Linked DNA regions of Homo sapiens: regions 1 and 3 are each linked to region 2. The links are chromatin contacts, found by Hi-C or POLR2A ChIA-PET in ENCODE. All regions are on one chromosome and are shown on one strand. The core of a region is the stretch at or near the end of the contact, and the rest is flanking DNA. Distances in the headings are between cores, read along the strand shown. Region 1 holds the start of HECTD4 (HECT domain E3 ubiquitin protein ligase 4). Region 2 holds the start of ATXN2-AS (ATXN2 antisense RNA). Region 3 overlaps CUX2 (cut like homeobox 2).

The links. A loop is a pair of places that touch in the nucleus more often than their neighbours do. ChIA-PET counts read pairs that join two places held with the same protein, here RNA polymerase II (POLR2A). Pooled maps may share reads with other maps.
Region 1: a loop to region 2 is called in a map of naive thymus-derived CD4-positive, alpha-beta T cell, with 3 times the contacts of the local background. The contact joins the promoter of HECTD4 here to the promoter of ATXN2-AS in region 2. A Hi-C loop is called at or near these places in 2 of 168 maps with a recorded cell type or tissue (both naive thymus-derived CD4-positive, alpha-beta T cell) and 9 of 50 pooled maps. POLR2A ChIA-PET finds 5 or more read pairs at or near these places in 2 of 52 experiments (OCI-LY7 and activated B cell).
Region 3: a pooled map shows a loop between it and region 2 (7-fold over the local background). The contact joins the enhancer-like site here to the promoter of ATXN2-AS in region 2. A Hi-C loop is called at or near these places in 5 of 50 pooled maps. POLR2A ChIA-PET finds 5 or more read pairs at or near these places in 2 of 52 experiments (CD4-positive, alpha-beta T cell and activated naive CD4-positive, alpha-beta T cell).

What each region holds. Positions count from the first base shown.
Region 1 is chr12:112,379,817-112,383,995 of GRCh38, forward strand. HECTD4 (HECT domain E3 ubiquitin protein ligase 4) reads right to left here and starts at 2,615. Exons shown (of 76, transcript NM_001388303.1): 1 at 2,136-2,615. The coding sequence starts at 2,312. RefSeq lists enhancers at 573-1,073, 2,259-2,758 and silencers at 1,766-2,255, 2,266-2,535, 2,646-2,935.
Region 2 is chr12:111,596,563-111,601,147 of GRCh38, forward strand. ATXN2-AS (ATXN2 antisense RNA) reads left to right here and starts at 2,936. Exons shown (of 2, transcript NR_146497.1): 1 at 2,936-2,991; 2 at 3,266-3,693. It overlaps ATXN2 (ataxin 2), which reads right to left and starts at 2,753. Exons shown (of 25, transcript NM_001372574.1): 1 at 2,222-2,753. The coding sequence starts at 2,472. RefSeq lists silencers at 1,398-1,527, 2,118-2,167, 2,258-2,427, 2,488-2,797 and an enhancer at 3,258-3,487.
Region 3 is chr12:111,055,249-111,060,057 of GRCh38, forward strand. All of the region lies in intron 1 of CUX2 (cut like homeobox 2), which reads left to right. Among named protein-coding and RNA genes, the nearest start is that of CUX2, 23 kb to the left of the region's middle. RefSeq lists an enhancer at 2,345-3,200. Within about 2 kb of position 1,888, at least 9 of the 41 ENCODE cell types and tissues checked have a DNase peak (open chromatin) inside an H3K27ac peak, as active enhancers do; they include CD4-positive, alpha-beta T cell, where a contact is called at or near this core.

The DNA.
Region 1 (4,179 bases), core at 1,365-3,864, 780 kb after region 2:
TGTATAACATGGAAAGAATGAAACAAGTTATTCACTACTACCAGTCATAAATGTTTATCACCCATACACATACTAGTTGCTGAGAAATCAGACCATAAATTTAAAAAGCAATTAAAAAAAAAAATCTAGCAGGCCAGAGAGGTTCTTTCCTTTGAAAACCATTCTTCTGTGGAAATAGCTGACAAATTCACGCAATACATTTATAAACATTTTAGGAAAACCAACATCACAGATATTTTAACTAATCCTACTCTTTCTAATCCTAAAAATAAACTACATAAATGACATATATGTATAAATTTTGGTTCTGTGAACTTGGATTAGTCTTTAAGAAACAAAGAGCATAGGCACGGCATAGTGGCTCACGCCTGTAATCTCAGCACTTTGGGAAGCCAAGGCAGGCAGATCACTTGAGGTCAGGAGTTCGAGACCAGCCTGGCCAACATGGTGAAACCCTGTCTCTACTAAAAATACAAAAATTAGCCAGGCATGGTGGCGCGTGCCTGTAATCCCAGCAACTCGGGAGGCAGAGGCAGGAGAATCGTTTGAATCCGGGAGGCAGAGGCTGCAGTGGGCTGAGATCGCGCCACTGCACTCCAGCCTGGGCGACAGAGCAAGACTCGGTCTCGGGGGAAAAAAAAGAAAAGAAAGAAACAAAGAGCATCCACTTTCCACCTTTCACACACAACACAGCCAATTAAATCAAAAGATTCCACTATCATAGCATAATACCCCTTGAGTTTTCAGGCAGATAAGACACTCAGACACACCTTGCTTGTTATAGAACAGGCCCAAATGAGACACAATAAAACGATGATTCCATGTTAGGAATTCCCTACCAACCATATCCTCCTCTTTTTGGTGACTAGATTGTAAAATAAGTCAATTAAGAGTTCATAACGGAAGTGCTGAAGCAACCGCAAATCCAGACACAAAAATACAGTGGAACGTATTCGCATCTCAAGCACGTCCAAATGTCTCGGCCAATGTGATCCGATCACTGCCGTTTCCAGAAACACACAGTAATGGCTTTTAATTCATTTCTATAAATGTTCGTTGTGCGTAAAGCCAAACTGCACGCAAAACCGCAAAACACAAAAGATCCCTCGCATGCCGTTTATAGCCAGAAGATAGGCCATCCTCTCTGCGCCCTACCCCAGAAAGCTCTCCTTACGGCAGTAAAAATTTGATGACACCCCATGCTACCTACACATCAAAATGTCATCCCACAAAGTGGAAGGGGAGCAGTGTCAGCATCCGTTGGCCTCCATGAAACGACACTGCCAGTATTCCCACCTCTAGGCAAACACGAACCCAAGTGAAGTCGATGGAAAGTTCCCACCAACCAGGCATATTTGGTTCCCTTCTGCCCCCAAGGCCAAGCAGCTCAACTGATGAGATCTGCTGTTGCACCTGCCACGGCTCTGAACCCGGGATGCTTGGCGACCCCCGGGGCACACAAAAAGGCCCTGCGGCCTAACGCGCCAGTGACCCTTCCCCGAGAGTGCATGGAGGGCCGCTGGAGCATCCCTCTCGCTGTCCACAGCGCCCGCTTCCCTGACAAAGGCCCCGTGTCAATCCATCCGAGACACAACACAGAGAAGTTGCTGGATTGCCCATCGCGGACCCGCAGCTGCCACTACCCTCTCCCGGAAAAAAACCAAACCAAACCAAACAAAAAAAACAGAACTAGGGAAGAAAAGGATGGGAGGGTACACAGCGTGAAAATCAAAATGTTCCCAAAGCTAAGCAACCTGGGTGTGCCCTGGAAGTGGGTCCTGGGGGCCCGTGGGGGAGGGGAGGGAGGGCCCGGGTGGTGGCGGTGGCTCCTCTGGGGCATGAAGGCCGAGCCAGGCGCTAGCCTAATAAAATGCCGGGTGTCGGAACGCTCAAAAGAAAACCACAAATGAAATCCCCTGCGGGCGCCAGGCCCCGAGGAGGGAGGGAGGGAGAGCGGGGCGGGCGGTCCGCAGACCTGCGGCCGCGGCCCCACCTGCCCGCCCCGCGCCCACACACACCTGCCCCGGCAGCCGCCGGGAGGCGAGGCCGCGGCTGAGGCGAGGAGGGGGCCCGACCCGGGGGTGCCGGGCGAGTGGGTCAGTCCGATGGCGGGGGCCGGGGGCCGCCTCGCTCACCTCCAGGTCGGTGTCCGCGGCCTCTGGGGCCCCGAGGATCTCGCTGGGCAGCTCGGCCAGGTCGGTGACCCGGATCAGCCCGTCGTGCAGGAAGATGGTCTCTTCCTTCACCGAGAGCCACTGCGCCGAGTCAGCGGCCGCCGCCGCCGCCGCCGCCGCGGCCGCCGACGAGCCCATGGCCCCGGCTGAAGGCTTGGCGCTGAGGAGCAGACGCCCGGCCGGGGGAAACGGAGCAGGAGCCGCCGCGATCACCAGTCCATGGCAGCGGCCGCCGCGCCCGCCAGCGGCGCCCCACTTGCTGCCTCGCCCGTGCAACTCCGCCCTAGGCGGTCCGAGTCGCCATACCCCCGACCCCGGCCCGGGAGACCCCGGCCCTGCCGCCGCCGCCGCCGCCGCCGCCGCCGCCGCCCTCAGGAGCAGGATCCGCCTCTGCCGCTCGGCAACCAACTGTCAGTGAGACGCCATGTTGGGGGCGGGGCTCCCGGCATGCCTCGCGGAGCGGACAATACAGGCCCCGCCCGCCGCTCCGCCCACCGCTCCGCGGACGAGGCCACCCGGGTGGCCTGGACGTCCGCCTAGCCCTTCGCTGCCGCCTGCCCTCGGCCTGACCTCCGCCGGCCCCTTCTCCCCCTGGCCATTCAGGGTAGCCCTGGCTTTGCAGCGCGCCAGGGAAGAGGACGCCGCTTCCCCCGTCCTGTCCCTACTCAGGTGTGCACCCCTTGCTCGGGCCCGCGCCCCCACCCTGGGCAGAGCATAGAGATCACTCCTTGTTTTCACGTTTAAATGAGATGCAAGCAAAAGGCTGGCGCAGAATAGGCGCTGCACACTTGTTCATAAGCACTTGGTAGAATCACATAGTAGATGATTAATATTGACTGAAAAGTCTAGTACCCAGTAAGCACTCAAAACCTGGTGAAAATAAAGCGTCTGTCCACAATGCTTGGTGCTCAATGCCCGACACTTAATATGTGCTCCATGAGTGGCAATTCTAATTATTGCTATGTTCGTTCCATCAGTGTTCCACACTAATTGACATACACCTTAAAAATATGCTCACTAGGCCGGGTGCGGTGGCTCACACCTGTAATCCCAGCACGGAGGTCAAGGCAGAAGGACTGCTTGAGCCCAGAAGTTTGAGGCCAGCCTGGGCAACATAGGGAGACCCCATCTCTACAAAAAATAAAAATTAGCGGGGCAGGGTGGCAAGCGTCTGTAGTCCTGCTACTCGGGAGGCTGAGGCAAGAGGATCTCTTGAACTCAGGAGGTGGAGGCTGCAGTGAGCTATTATCTTGCCACTGCACTCCAGCCCGGGCGACAGAGGGAGACCCCATCCCTCCCTCCCCACCAAAAATATATATATGCCCACCAGTGCCATTTTATAAAAACAAGAAAGGAAAACTATATGTATAAAGAACAATGCATGAACAAATACACACCAGATGTTTAAGGTGAGTTGCCATGGGAGTGTGGGGCTGGTCTGGAACTACTGAGATGAGATTGTTCTCTATTACTTGTATATTTTTATCACTTAAAAAATAATAAAACAGGCCGGGCACAGTGGCTTACACCTGTAATCCCAGCACTTTGGGAGGCCAAGGTGGGCAGATCACCTGAGGTCAGGAGTTCGAGACCAGCCTGGTCAACATGATGAAACCCTGTCTCTGCTAAAAAAAATACACAAATTAGCCAGGAATGGTTGCACATGCCTGTAGTCCCAGATACTCAGGAGGCTGAGGCAGGAGAATAGCTGGAACCCAGGAGGCGGAGGTTGCAGTGAGCCGAGATCATGCCACTGCACTCCAGCCTGGGCAACAGAGCAAGACTCCATCTCAATAATAATAATAATAATAATAATAACAATAACAATAACAGGAGAACATTAAGGTGCATACCCTTTGATCCAGCAATTCAACTTTGAGGAAGTTGTCTGAAGGAAATAATCAGACTCGTAGTCAAGGATGGATATACAGGGTTGTGTAGCTCAATATTGTTTACAAAAGGAAAAACTTATCAATCTAGATGTCCAACAATATGGGGCTGGTTA
Region 2 (4,585 bases), core at 1,686-4,185:
GAAACTTATTTACAAGGAATGCAGGAAAGTGATTCAAATTCAAAGTAATTCTACAAGTACATTAACGATCTGTTCAAGAATAAAACTTCACATTACACAAATCCAACACAGTAAACAAAATTTCACCTATTCATCAGAAAGAATAAGGGCTGCCATTTAGGTCTCAAGTAAAAGAACTTAAAGCAAGGAAAAATCTAAATTAACCTTAAATTGTTGTAAAGCCTCAAGGAACAGAAAAAAGACCTTGTGGTACTAAAACATTCCAAATATCTTTGATCACTCAAACTACTCAGGAGCAAATTCTCTTATAATCTAATTTTTAAGCCTAGTAGTCAATGCAACTTAATAACCTTAGTTTTAATGTTTATATATTTGAACATGTTGAATTATCTGCCAAATCTCTTCCTAATACCTAAGAAAGTAAAAACAGAATACATCCTTTTCTATAAAAGTTGTATTTTAAATTTTTTCATTTTTCGCTAGATGCCAACGAAAAAGGGAAACTGAAGTTACCCTACTTGGGGAAACGATCACTTCATCTGAACTAGTTTGGCTAAGTAGTGTTTGGGATGCTTCAGACTCAGAGAAGGGGAAGGGGGGGCGGGGCGTGTAAAGTCAAATAACCGACTGTTTCCGCCCCCTTTGAAGGCAGCAGAATTCCTTAAAAACCAGCTGATTCCTCTTGATGGGGAATTTCTGCTGTAAATAAAAATTCTTTGGAAATGGGTTGCTGAAAATGTGTTTTCAAAAAGAAAACTCGGGTGAATGAAAAATCCTCTTATTCCACCTTCCAAAGCCCAAGATGCCTATTTAAGGAGGACGCCGGTCACCCGCCGTCAAGCCGGCGGCCTAGGCCTAAAGAAGGCACAGTAGTGCCTACAACACGGATGGACTTGAGGCACAAGGGAAATGGACTTGCGTGCCCTTGGTAAGCTCTGGCGGCACTCCCGAAGTTAAGGACACCGGCCACAATGGAATGGAGTCTATTGACGTTTCCTTCTCCCTTTGAACACTAAGCATTTTCTTAGTTCGTGAAATACGAACTGACAACCGCCCGCCACCCCCAACAGGCCCTCCTGCACAAACACACCCTCGAGTCAAACCCAGTTAGCCGGGACAACACTGAGCCCCCAGCCCCTACTACAACCCCGGCTTAGGAGGGAAAAAGACGCTAGTAAACACCCGCCTTTCTGCCTTCAGGAACCCGACCACGTCCCCTGCTGCAATCTCTCTCTCCTAGCATTTCCGAAATTGGGGCGGGGGTTGGGATAAGTGCGCAGGGTGCCCGCCCCCTGCCACCAGCACCGCCACCCCGGATCTCCAGGGTCCAGCCTGGGTCCAGCCCTCACCCACCGATGTTCCACAGGCGCCTTCTCCACTGCGGCCTCGAACAGCAATGCGGATCGGCCACCACCCGCGCGCCGGAGAGGTCTGGCGGGGGAAGGAGGAAGGCCGGGACGGGGCCGGGCACTCCCCACCCCTTCCCTTCCCCAGGTGGGGGAGGGTGGAACGCTGCCGGAGGCCACATGGAGCCCCACGATTTCAGGGGAGTTCGGGAGCCCCCGCCGCCGCCTCGGACACGAACGCAGAGGGGTGCGGGGGCCAAGGCCCACTTGTCTCCACCCCGTCCTCCGATCTTTCCCAGGACTCGGAGGGGGCGGGGAGAGAGCCCCGACAGACCCTGATGATTCCGGAGGAGCCCGGTGCCTACCCCTTTAACCGGCACGGGGGACGCGGCCCTAACTTCTCCCCTCCAGAGATGTCCCCCATGGAGGGGGACATGTTCCGGAAAACGCCACCACAGCCTCCAGACCCCTCCAACGTTCACACCTAAACCGGGAGTGGAGGAGCTGCCCGAGCATCCCCACGCTGCGGGCGGAGGATCGTGCGGAAGGGGGAGCCGGGGCTGACCATCGCCGCTACCCGAGAACCCCTCCCAACACGCGTGGGGAGGGGAGGCCGCCCGCTCCCTCCATCTTGACCGCCGGGGGAGGGGGCGGGGATGCTGCGGGAGGCTGGACAGGCCTGACAATCCCAGAGGACCCCGGCTGCGCCCACCGGCCGAGCCTCGGGGCTCAGGCCCGAGCGAGTCTCCCCCGCGCTGCCGGCCCCCAGCCCACCCCGGGTAGCCCGGCGGGTCACGGGGCGGGGACGGCGGCGCGGGCCGCGGGGGAGGGGACGCCGGGCCCGGAGCGGAGGGGGCTGGGGTGCCGACACCCACCTGCCCAGGCCGGGCCTCCCGCCGCCGGAGGTCGCCGCGACCACCGAGGAGGGAGCCGTGGCCGAGGACGAGGAGACCGAGGACGAGGACGGCGAAGGCGCGGCGGCGGGCGACGCTAGAAGGCCGCTGCCGCCGGGCTTGCGGACATTGGCAGCCGCGGGCGGCGGCTGCTGCTGCTGCTGCTGCTGCTGCTGTTGCTGCTGCTGCTGCTGCTGCTGCTGCTGCTGCTGCTGCTGGGGCTTCAGCGACATGGTGAGGGGCCCATACACCGGCTCGCACGCCGGGCGGGGACAGCCGGGAGCCGGGCGCGCCAAGGAGACGCCGGAACGCGGCGGGGACGCGCGGGCGCCGAGCGGGGAGGCGCGGGTTGGCGCGGCCGGAGGGGCGCCCGGGCTGGCGAGGGGGAGAAGGAGGACGACGAAGGGGCGGGGAGGCCCGCCGAGACCAAGGAGCCGCCGGGAGCCGGGCCGAAACGCGCCGCCGCCGTTGCCGTTGCTACCAAAACAGTCTGAGGCGGAGGGAGGCGAGCTCTGCCGGGAGGGAGGGGGGCCGGGGCCGGGCGGGGGAGGGGCGGCGGAGGGATACGGTCCCGGGGCCGCGCCACCGCCGCCCCGCCCGCTCCGCCGCGCCGGCCGCTGGAGCGAGCGCCACCCGGGCCACCTGGCTGCGGCGAAGCGGCGAGACTCGGTGGCCACCGCGGGACTCCGAGGAGCTGCGGCCGCTGAGCGCATCGGAGGGCGGGCGCGCCGAGGCGCCGGGTGGGAGCGGAGGTGCGGATAGGGACTCTTTACCGGAAGTCGGAGGGGTCAGACGGAAGCAGAACGTGAGGTGGCCCCGGGGCCGGGAGGGACACGTGAGGAGCGGGCGGCGCGCTGGGTTGCTTTCTCGGGGGTCGGGTGAGGGCCAGGCGGCGGTCCCTACCCGGATCCGCCTTCCTCAAGGCGGGTCTGCCCTTCGGGGAGGGCGTGTCGGTCTCAGCCTCTGGGGCCTGCCTGGTGTGGAGGACAGGAGAGAAGCATTTCTTCTCCTACTGTATTCCTTCAGCATCTTCACTTCTGCGGGGACCTAGTTTGCCCCCACCTGATGCAACCCAGAAAATGGACTGACTGCGAGTGCCTTGGGGCGGAGAATGTGTCTTGCTACGTGTAAAGCACCTAGAACCCTGCCAGATTCAGGGGACACAGCATCCTGCCGTTTTCCTGCCGTCCCCCGCCCGCCACACAGTAGGCGCTCCAGTGGCTCGGGGCATCTACCAGGCAGGCCGCGCTGTCCTGCCCTGCCGGGGCTGGAGTGGAGCAACCCTCCGGGGCCACCCACATCTGGGTACCTTTTCCCCACTTTTTCCACCCCAGCCGCGCACAGTCACCAGAAAACTCTTTTAGGTATCTGACCTTCATTTGAACCTATGTTCCCTCACTTGAACTTCTTTTTCCTCATTCATGAGATTCTAAAGGAAATATATGGGATTGGGACTGGTAGAACTACGGATAATGGGATCTCCCTCGGTAGAGACAGAGCCGACCTCAAAACAATGTGCGAACTTTAGACCTTGGACCCTTTAGAAGTTTTAATTTAACTTACCCAGCCAGCACAGTAGACTCTTTTTAAAATGTGTTGCAGTTAAACTGGAAGCAAGTAGAAAGTAGGTAACTTTTTTTTTTTTTTTTGAGCAGTGAATCTATTGTTTTTTAAAGTGAAATGACTTCAGGAAATAATAGGGGAAGAAACACCAAAATTCCCCTCAATGTCCTAGAACTGTCCAGATAAAGGTAAAGACTTAGATAAACGTGGAGAATGATTGAACCAGCAGTTTTCAGTAGTCCAACTGAAATTAACCTCCTAGATAGTCCAGGCAAAAATGATCATTGTATTCTGCCAATGTAGGAAATCAGTTTTATTTCCCATCTAAGGTAAAAAGTAGATCAAGGGACCATTGCAAAACCCTTTAAAAATTAACCTAGCCTAGCCAACATGGTGAAACCCCGTCTCTACCAAAAATATAAAAATTAGCCGGGTGTGGTGGTGGGCGCCTGTAATCCCAGCTACTCGGGAGGCTGATACAGGAGAATTGCTTGAATCCGGGAGGTGGAGGTTGCAGTCAGCCGAGATCATGCACTCCAGCCTGGGCGACAGAGCGAGACTCCGTCTCAAAAAATAAATAAATAAATAAATAAATAAAGTAACCTAAAGGAAACTGGAACTAAAAAACCAGTTGAAACAAAAAAATACCTGTACCCGGCTGTGGTACAGGCCAGGGCTGCTGTGAGGGGAAGCTCCTGGAGAGGGTGACATGGGGCAGGGACCCAAATGAGCATGGGCATGAGGATCCTGGGGAGAAACGCTCCAGGTGGAGGGCACAGCGAG
Region 3 (4,809 bases), core at 638-3,137, 540 kb before region 2:
AATTACTGGGACAAGCATCAGGGATGTCAGAGTCCCAGAGGCCACCGTCAGAGCTGGTCACCATAGCAGCATACACTGGGGGACTAGGCCAATTTCCTGTCCTTCCTATCCTGGGGTAGCTGGACCCTGGGACCCTCGGGCCAGCAGCCTGGAAGTCGCAATGAGGCGGCCCCGGCCCTCGGAGGATATCCTCTTCAGCCTCTGCAAGCAAGGGGGTTGGTCCCACGGCCCTTGGCCTACTTTGTGAAATTCATCTCTGGAAAAAAATTATTCTCTGAGCAGAGCAGAGCATCTTGGCATATCACAGTGGGTGAGGCCTGCTGAGGCCGTCTGCCTCCCTGGAGGGGGCGAGGAGAGAAACCAAGGCCCAGCTCCTGCCTCCCGCCTGGCCCCCAAGGTGGGGCACCTGAGGAAGGCAGCCCCCCTTCCCCCAGCCCCCGGAGCTTGCCCGACTGCCCCAGCGGTCCCATCGGCGCACGTTTCCTGTCCCCTGCCCAGGATGGCACCCCTAGAAGGTTGGGGCTGGCCCAGCCTCCCTACAGGTAAGTAGGCTTGAGCCAGAGGATAATTTGTTTCTGTGGGATGTATTGATGAGCTGCCCTAATTAGGCACCTTGCTAATGAGAATCAAACCACTTCGCTGGGAGTCGGGCTGATCGCAGCCTAGCTCTGCCGTGAAGCAGCCATGGTCCTGAGCAGGCCACTTAGCTGCGTGGCTCTCAGTGTTATCTTCTGTAACATGGGGCTTCCTGCGTTCTTTCCCCTCCATAGCTAGATTGTTTGCTATGCCCCTGGAGACCTCGGGGGCTGTTGAGATCCGAGGCAAAAGGCGGAGGCCAATTGTGGCTTTCTTTGGGTGTTCTTGTCACTGGTGGACAGATCCATGGATGCGTTTCTCATGCCGGCCTCTTGGATGGATCTGTCAGGGAAGGAGGATGCTAGAGACGAGGACTGTTCTTAACATGTGTGACTGCATGTGTCTCTGTAAACGCAGCAGTCATTTGTTGCTGGGTAGCAAGCCACCCCAAACTTAGTGGACAGAAACAACTCTTGTATACCTGATTCTGTGGGCTGGAATTAGGACGGAGCCCAGTTGGTTCAGCTTGTCCCCACTCCATGATAGCTGTGGCTTCATCTGGGCAGATTCAACATTTGCGGGTAATTTGACAACTCCCACATCTGGCAATTGATGCTGGCTGTTGGCTGGAACCTCAGCTACCTGTGGGAACCCCAGTTTATGGCCTCTCTGCAGGGTCTCTCTGTGTGTTCTCCTTTGGGCTTCCTCACAGCATGGTGGCTGGGTTCCGAGAGGCAACATCCTGAGAGAGCCAGGTGGAAGTGCAGGTGTTTTCATGCTCTTGCCTTGCAAGTTGCTAGTATCACTTCCATCTACTCTGCTGATTGGGGCAGTAACAAAGGTGGGCCCAGGTTCAAAGGGAGGAGGACGTAGATCCCACCACTGGGTGGAAGGAGTGTCAAGGTCACCTTGCAGGAAGCCTTGGTGGCGAGGGATATTATGGCAGCCATCTTTAGAAAAGACAGTTGGCTACAGTGAGGGCGATGGTGGTGGTGATTCAGGTGACTCAGGCTGGTTGTGACAGGCTGTAAAGGGAGCCAGTGCGGCAGGAAGTGGCTGAGCAGGAGAGTAGATGTGACAGGAGGTTGTGTGAGGTGAGTTGGTGTGACAGGAAGTAGCCAAGTAGGGAGTGGGTGTGACAGGAGGATGTGTGGGGGACAGAGTGTAACAAGCGGTGGCCAAGCTGGAATGGTTGTGACAAGAGGTTGTGTGAGGGAATTCAGTGTGACAGGAGATTGTGTGGGGGAGTGTGACAGGAAGTGGCCAAGTAGGGAGTGAGTGTGACAGAAAATGGCCAAGCTGCAATGGTTGTGACGGGAGGTTGTGTGACGAGAGTGAGTATGACAGGAAATGGCCTGAGCTGCAGTGGGTGTGATAGGAAGTGGCCCAGTAGCAAGTAAGTGTGACAAGAAATTGTGTGGGGGAGTCAGTATGACAGGAAGTTACCAAGCTGGAGTGGATGTTACAGGAAGCTGTGTGAGGGCAATGGGTGTGGCAGGAGATTATGTGAGGGAAGTTAGTGGGACAGAGACGGCTATGTGAGTGGAGTGGAGTGGGTGTGACAGGAAGTGGCCACTGGAGATCTGGCTTTGTCTGCCATGATGGAAGTGGGCCTGCCAGTGACAGGGCCCTAGATGCTGACAGCACCACCTTTCCTTGCTTTCCAAGCTGCCCTCTTGAGGGCCTCAGGGTGACCAGGCCGATTCCAACGTGGGGACCCAGACCTCCTTACACGGGCCCCATCTTTCTCCCTGCCCTAGCCTCCACCATCTTCCTGTCTTCCTGTGGGCCCCTCGCTCCCCACTTCTGCCAGCAGCCTCCCCTTCTGCCAGAAAGAGTGACTCCCACCTCAACAGCCTGGAAGCACTCCAACTACCGTACTTTTCTTCAAATAAAAGCAGCTAATTAACATTATTCTTTAATTATTGCCTTTATCAACAAGGGGTCTGATTTCTACCAGCAGGATAGTTGCTTTCCCTTAAACTACCCAAGTGAATGCTTCAGTTCCTGGTGCTTTTGAAATGAATTTGATGTCATCTGCCCAGAGTCACTTAATGGGGACGCCTGGGTAATGACTGAACGCGCTAACTCCGTTAGCAGCCCTGGAAGCATGTAATTTGGCCCCTCAGGCAACAGCACTTTTGAAATCTCTGGATAGTTTTGAACTCTCTGTTCTTAATTAAATATGCAATTTTTCACGGTAACCAGGTTAATTCTTTTGTGTTGTGTTGTAATACTGTTAGGAATTTTCATAGTTCTTATTAAACATTATTCAGGCATTGTGAATTCCATAATTAAAAAAAATGAAAAGAACAAAGCTTGATTCACTCCTTTCTTTTCCCTGGCTAATTTATCAAATGAATTTTGCAAATTTTTCTTTCTGTCCCCAGACAGTGTGGCAAGTGTTTTAAAGGGGAAGGATTTAATTGCCCTGTAGGGATTGGCTGGTTATGAAGGATTTGGCTGTTTGATTAGTAAACCCAGTTGGGAATGGTCTAATGCTCCATGATCTTAAAAATTGTCTGATTGTACCCTCTCCAAGGAGGCCTCTCTCTTCGTTATGTAGAGCATCAACTTCACACAAGTGTGATTATTAGGTAGTGAGGAAAGGGAAGAGAGAAAGATCTGACTTTACTTTAAATTGGGGATCTTGGGAGATTTTTACCTCCATTTCCCTGGCTGGGGAGGAAGGGAGAACACTGAAGAGACACAGAGAGAGAGAGACAGAGAGAGAGAGAGAGAGACAGACAGACAGAGAGAGAGACAGAGAGGGAGCAATTCTCTCATCTCAGATACAGGAGAAGCTGGAGGGTGGCTGAAAGGGTGGGGCCCAAGGAGACGTTTTAGTGCACCCTTGCAGATAGTGGTGTTACAGGAAGGGGGTCCCGAGCGAGACCCCAAGATCTCACGCAAGAAAGAATTCAGGGAGAGACCGCAGTGCAAAGTAAAAGCAAGTTTATTAAGAAAGTAAAATGGTGAAAGAACAGCTACTCCATAGACAGAGTAGGACATTCCTGAAAATAAGAGGAGGAACACATCCACCCTAGGTACAATACTCATATATATGGGGAGATATGCTCTGTGACAAGGGTTTGTGATAAAGGATTAATTTTCTTAATTACTATATTTTGCAATAATCAATATTGTTATCTTTAAAGCAAAATTAGGAATCCCTTTGTTCTCCAAATATTGGGATATCTGGACACTCCCAAGTCTGGGTGTGTTTAGTAAACATTATTAATTTGTTCCCTTAACCGTAAACATCTAGAGGCTCGGAATGCTGAACTTTCTGAGGATGCAGCCCAGCAGGTACCAGCCTCATTTTCCAGCCCTCACTCAAAATGGAGTCGCTCTGGTTCAAATGTCTCTGACAGTGGCACCTGCCACACTGGTCAGCTGGAGGGGGCCCCTCTTTGCAGGGCTTCTCGGGGAGGTGGGAGGGGAGGAGGGCTACATTTCCATTCTGGAATTGGGCCCAGTCTCTGAAAAAATGTGCAGACTCCACACGGAGCAAACTGGGTAGAAATAACCATATCGCCCAAATGTTCTTGATAAGGCTAGGTGCCCCTGGCCCCAGCGAGGGGCTTCTTGGCAGAGATAGCCAGGCCAACTCCCAGTGAGGGGAGCAGGACTACTGCCTGATTCCTGGACCATTTTGTTTTCTATGAGGGCCCCATTGATGCCTCAGTTTCCCTCACCTTCCAAATGGGGCACGTGACTCTTCTGACTTTCCTAGGTCCCCCCACCCAGGGTCAGCTTTCTGTATCCTAGAGGTGGGGAGGTGGGAGATGAAGTGGGGGCAGGGTGGCAGGAGCCAGATCACCTTGAGGGCTATGGTGAGGAGGTGGGATTGTTTTCTAAAGATAGAGCCCCTTAGATATAGGAGGAGGGGAGGGTGATGTGGAAGGGGTGCTACCAAGGAGAAGGTGGTCGTGGGGGGTCCTCAGTCCTGGCTGGGATGCCGAGGGTGGGGGCAGTGAGGGAGGTGTTGGGGAGAGCATGGGCCCCTTTCTCCCCAGCTTACCCCTACCAGACTTAAGCCTGACTTCTGGGGAAGCCCCCTTCCCTGCCCCCGACCTTGGGATCCTGACTCACATGGTCTTTCCAGCAGGTCCAGGGCTCCATTTAGAATCACTCCCGGGAAATCATGGCAGGGAGGTGGCAGTGACTTCTGTTAGGTCTTGTGGCAGTGTCCTTTGTTGATTCTCTTGGTTAAAACCAAGAGTTTTGGAC